Regions from separate parts of the Homo sapiens genome. Here region 1 is linked to region 2. A link is an interaction called in ENCODE POLR2A ChIA-PET data of the cell type or tissue named here. Cell type or tissue: PC-9. All regions are shown on one strand. Links, peaks and the distances in the headings refer to the core of each region. The heading gives the core; the rest is flanking DNA. Region 1 overlaps CHN2 (chimerin 2). Region 2 overlaps CHN2 (chimerin 2).

Region 1 (2,920 bases), core at 328-2,827, 57 kb before region 2:
TCCGTGTCATGTGTCTCAGCATCTGAATCTACCTTTGGTCACTTTTGACTCTTCCTGGGCAAAGTGTAGCCCCTTCCCCCAGACCTGCCCCCTTTTCACTCTATTCCTCTCTCCCTCAGCAGTGGGCCCAAGTGCCAAACACTGAATGAGCAACCCCGGGCTGATGGAAAGCAAATCCTGATGTCCCATTCCTGGACGCATGAGCTCAGCTCTCCAAGCCTTGCTTTTCTTCTTTGTAAAATGGGATTATAATATTTGCCACATGGGGTACATGAGAGAATTAAACTGGTGAGACGTTCTAGTATACTGCTTGACACAGTGTATTCTGGCCCTCTATTCATTTTGAACAGCATCAATAGACAAAACTTGCTTGTGACTTTAACTGACTAGGAATGAAATTCTGCCTAACAGATAAAAGTAGTTAATCTAGACCAAGCTTGTCTAACCCGCAGCCTATGGGCCGCACATGCCCAGGACAGCTTTGAACATGGCCCAGCACAAATTTGTAAACCTTAAAACATTATAAGATTTTAAAATAATTTATTTTAAAAATTATTTAAAATTATCATTAAAGCTATCATTAATGTTAGTATATTTTATGTGTGGCCCAAGACAATCATTCTTCTTCCAATGTGGTCCAGGGAAGACAAAAGATTGGATACCCATGATCTAGTCAGTCCTCATTGAAGACTTTTTTTTCTGCTACAGAAATATTCATGCTTTCAACATATAATAGGCCTGACTGTGTTGGTTCCCAGCATACAAGGAACAATGTGGACAGAACTGCCTGACACATACATCAGCCCACAGAGTTCTTAGAACTGGTTCAGCTCAGCTGTTGAACTATGCCTGGTCAGCTATTTATTGTTGTGCCCTCACTTGACAAGACAGGCACAAATGCAATAATTTAAACAGTTCTGAGTTTTAATTATCTGAAGGTCAAAAGCACTGTACTTAAAAATTTGGTAGAAATAAAAAATTAATTTGAAGTACTTACTTGCTGCATCTATAAATTTGGAATAGGTATCATATGTGATGACAGGGATGGGTAAGTCTCTGAAATACAGTTTAAGGGCTCCAGTGATGATGTTTATGTCTGGATAGACATTGGCAGATATATCGGCCTTTTCACCATCTGAAAAACAATCAGTGATCCAAGTCCTAATTAGGACCTTATTTCACCAAGGCATGTACAGAAAGGAAAAAAAAAAAAAATCCAGCGATGAATGCTCCCTGACAAGTCTCAGCTAACTCTTTTGGCTTCTAGTAACACTGAAGTGTAGGAGGCAACAGAAAGGAGTTTGGTGAGAGGGAGGTAGGGTCTGAGGGTTTGTGCAGGCAAACGGGTGATAAAACAAACTTCAAACAGTGATTTGGGTCCCAGCCCCTGGTAATTTGCTAAATAGAAATTTAGCACAATAATTTGTATTATGGACACTAAGGTTCATAATAAAATGACAATCTAATCTGAAACAAGAGAACATCAAGAAGCTCTAATACATCTCCACCAGTGTTTTTTAGACTTGGATTTGGAAGTCACGTTCACAAAATGATTGTTGAATAGTTTCAGTTCTTATTGTTTCTTTCAGGCTCACTGAAGGGTTTGTTTGTTTGTTTTTAACTTGATCCTTCCTCCCTGATCCCCTAGGACTTTAATCTGGGAAACTTTACCCTTTCCTCTTGGATATGTGATGTTATATTTCTTATCATTCTTTTTTGTGTGTGTGAGACAGAATCTCACTCTGTAGCCCAGGCTGGAGTGCAGTGGTGCAATCTTGGTTCACTGCAACCTCCACCTCCTGGGTTCAAGCAATTCTCGTGCCTCAGCCTCCTGAGTAGCTGGGATTCCAGGGACGTGCCACCATGCCTGGCTAATTTTTGTATTTTTAGTAGAGAGGGGGTTTCACTATGTTGGCCAGGCTGGTCTCGAACTCCTACCTCAAGTGATCCACCTGTCTCAGCCTCCCAAAATGCTCGGATTACAGGTGTGAGCCACCACGCCTGGCCTATTTTGACAGTTATTTCACTTCAGCACTTTAAATATATTATACTAATGTATCTGGTATTTATTGTTGGTCCAGAATTATTTCTTTGTAGGCAGTACAAAGGATCAGCACAGAAGTTTTGACCTGCTCCGTTTCCAACCCCCAAAGTGCTGGGATTCTAGGCCTAGCCACCGTGCCTGGCCTATATTTCTTACCATTTCTAACAATAGTTCTCAAGACATTTTTTGACTTTTAGTTTTACCGTTAGGAAATACCACTCCAATTTGTCACAGACTATGACATTTTTTAGATAAAAATGTTTTAATCATATAGGAATTCTTAATATCTTTTGCATAAAGAATTAAAAGAATAAATGCCTCAGCAAATTTGGTTCTGAAGATGAAAAAAGCTGCCGATGTATAGAAAACAGTAAAAGCATAGAAGATATGCCATGTTGATTTCATTATTTACATATTTAGCAAACAGTTATTGGGAATCTGTCATGTGCCAAGCACCATTAAGCCCTGATGAACCATGGAAAAGAGATACTCTCTGCCAACCAACAGTTCTAGTTAGACTGACTGACAGACATGCAACTCAACAATGACAAGGAAATAGGAAGATTGCTATGCTGAAGAAGTGTGGAGAATGTGGGGGGATGTGGAAAAAGGAAGTGGAGCTCTGAGGTTAGCTTGGGGTAGTCAGCGAGGCTTCCTCAAGGAGGAAAGGCTTGAGCTGACCCCTGATTACAGGTGTTTGCCAGGCAGAGAGGTGAATACATTTCAGATAGACAGGACAATGTGAGCCAAGGCACTTCTTCATGGCAACAAATAGGGTGTATTTCAGGATTGCTGGAGTGTGCAGTACAGTAGGGAGGAGGAACTGGAGAGAAGTCTGAAGAGAGAGGGAGGGCTACCTCACTGATTTCACATACC
Region 2 (2,920 bases), core at 297-2,796:
TCACAGTATCCATCCAGGGTCCTAATGCCATTACAAGCTGACAATTCACACGGAACTTTACCTGCCTTGATATCATTTATGTATTGAGTTGCTCTTTTCTGAGCATGTTACATGTTCTGGGCACTGTTCTCAGCATCATAATAGACAAAAATCTCTTCCAACCCCAGTCCAGTAACTTGTATTATTTACCATCTGTTCTTACTTGTGTGGCTAAAGCAGAAGTTAATGTGGTGGTGGTGGGGGTGCGTTGTTGTTTCTCTCTCTTTCTTATTTATTATGGTATAAGAAGTAATGAGGCCGGGTGTGATGGCTCACGCCTATAATCCCAGCACTTTGGGAGGCCGAGGTGGGTAGATCACGAGGTCAGGAGTTCAAGATCAGCCTGGCCAAGATGGTGAAACCCTATCTCTACTAAAAATAAAAAAATTAGCCGGGCGTGATGGTGGGGGCCTGTAATCCCAGCTACTCGGGAGGCTGAGGCAGAGAATTGCTTGAACCTGGGAGGCGGAGGTTGCAGTGAGCCAAGATTACACCACCGCACACCAGCCTGCCAACAGGGCAAGACTCCATCTCAAAAAAAAAAAAGAAGTAATGAAGTAATGTACCTACCATTCATCTGATGAATACATCTGTATTAGTTTTCTGTGGCTGCTATAACAAATTACTACAAGTTTGGTGGCTTAAAACAAGGCAAACTTATTCTCATACAGTTCTGGAGGCCAGAGGTGTGAAAAGAATTTTTGGGGCTGCAATCGAGGGCTGTGCTCCCTCTGGAGCTAGGAGAGAATCTGTTCCAGGCCTCCTCCAGCTTCTGTGGGCTTCCTGCATGCCTGGCCTTGTGGCTGCACCACCCCAGGATCTTCAAATCCTTCTCTGCTCCACTTCCCCCGGACTTCTCCTCTGTGACTGTCTGTGAAATCTCCTTCTGCCTCTCCCTTAAAAAGAGACGGGTGCTGGTATTTAGGGTCCACAAAGATTATCCAAGATTCTTCTTCATCTCAAGATTCTTAATGTAATCACATCTGCATAAACCTTTTTGCCAAGGTAAGGTCACAGTTATTGGCTCTAGGGATTAGGATCTGATATCTTTGGAGGCCATTATTCTGCCTACCACAAAATCCTTAAAAACAAACTCATTCTTGCTACCTTCCTTTAGTGTTAATTTGAGCTTCGTCTGCTTGGATTATGCTTAGTGAGGAGACTGATGATTCATGCTCACATGCAAACAAAAGTGTGCACTGCAAACAGAAGAAACTAACCTTTCTGTTTGCCTTCAAGAGATTCTTCAATTGATGTGAAATACACACCCTGAATTTCTTAAACCTGTACCACATCCCCTAGGGAAGATCCTGGAAGCCACTTCACGGAACTCAGAGTGAAATACTGACTAACCACAAATTAAGCTTGGCCTGTGATCGTTTTCTCTGGAAATAGAGAAAAGAAAGTGATAAAAACATTCTCCAAGAGTGGTTTGCTTTAGAACAGAGTAAACACCAAGTTACCACCCAGCTCAGTTTGTCTTTGCTCTTTGGGCTTGGCCTTGGCCTAAATTACTTCACATGCCTTGAACATCTGTACCCCTGCCTTCTGTAGCAGGGCCTTTACCTGAGCCCAGTGTCTGTTCATCAATGCCCAACCACTATAATGTCAATCACAGCCCACATTTATTTGAGTTAACTATAAGCCAGGCACTGTGCTCAACATACTACAGAACTCCATAAATGATTCTGAATGAATGCAAATAATCTTATTCATTTCCTAGCTCAAGGATCAGCAACTGTAAAGTACCAACAGTAAATACTTTACGATTTGTAGCCCATATAGTCTCTGTCCTGTCTGGACCACTCAACTCTGTCATTGTAGTACGAACTTTCCCATATTTTATATTTCAATGAATGGATGTGGCTGTATTCCAATAATACTTTATTTACAAAATGATGCCTATTTACCTCTGTTCTGGGCCTGCAGGACGGATTCTGACTTATTAGTCTCCCACCATAAGAATCTGAATGATTTCTATTGATTTAAGGACAACTTCAGATTTGCTTTCCATTATTACCGCTTCAAACCAGGTTTCCTGACACATAGATTATTTTTTTTCAGACACTCACCTTAATTCCAACACACCTTAATTATTTAGAGCCTCCCATTTTTCCTGCAATTCCTAAGTTGTTCTGCTTTTTCCCTTGTGTGAAATAATAAGGAAACACTTCACTCTGGGTTTATTCTGCTAAGTTTAACTTGCCGGCAAATAACTTAATGCTGCAAAGTTATCAAGTCTCTCTTGCAGTATGAAGCTCCTATGGCTGAATTTGAGCAGTAATGTCCATGAGCTGACTTGGTAACTTGTAAATCAGAAATGCTGGGTTTGATGAAGGGCGAGGTAGCACCATTTTTTACAGTGAATTAAATTCCGCACACATTTAGTATGGACCATGCCCTGTACTGGATGCCAGGACTGGTTTCTGTTCTCAAGGAGTTTACAGTCTGGTTGGGGATAACAGAAGCTAACAAACAATTATAATACAGAGCAATAACTGCTAAGGTGGGGGAGATATAGTGTGCTCTGGGGCACAAAGCCTTCCCCAACTCCCCAAAACAAGTGATGACTCCTCTGAGACCTTAAGGATGAGAAGGAGATAGCCAAACAGTGAGAAAAAGCCCAGGAGAATATTTCAGGCAAAGGGAATAGAATTTGCAAAGACTTGGAGGTGAGTTACAGGGTGATCTATTACAGAAATGAAAATTCATTATGGCTAGAAAGAAGAAAGTAAGGGAAGTGGGTAGTGATCTATGAGGCGGGATCTTACAGGATGTATTAGGAGACTGGGTCACATCTAAAAGCTTGGGGTGGGGTAGCTGGTGAAGAATGACTTTAAGCAGGGAAGTGACATGCTGGGATGTATAAACTAAAAGTAAA

The links. ChIA-PET counts read pairs that join two places held together with the same protein. Peaks named below come from ENCODE experiments on the same cell type or tissue, not always from the same donor. Only the 100,000 strongest peaks of a DNase experiment are listed, where the experiment ranks them.
Region 1: POLR2A ChIA-PET joins it to region 2 with 5 read pairs; 3 of 35 experiments call an interaction of 5 or more read pairs at or near these places.

The regions. Positions count from the first base shown.
Region 1 is chr7:29,505,443-29,508,362 of GRCh38, reverse strand. It overlaps CHN2 (chimerin 2), which reads right to left. Exons shown (of 13, transcript NM_004067.4): 11 at 998-1,135. Among named protein-coding and RNA genes, the nearest start is that of PRR15-DT, 57 kb to the left of the region's middle. In PC-9, for the core only: no CTCF peak of the experiment used is centred there; no DNase peak of the experiment used is centred there.
Region 2 is chr7:29,448,444-29,451,363 of GRCh38, reverse strand. The region is part of intron 6 of CHN2 (chimerin 2); the gene reads right to left. Among named protein-coding and RNA genes, the nearest start is that of PRR15-DT, 110 kb to the left of the region's middle. In PC-9, for the core only: no CTCF peak of the experiment used is centred there; a DNase peak (open chromatin) is centred at 1,283; H3K27ac peaks cover 1,406 bases.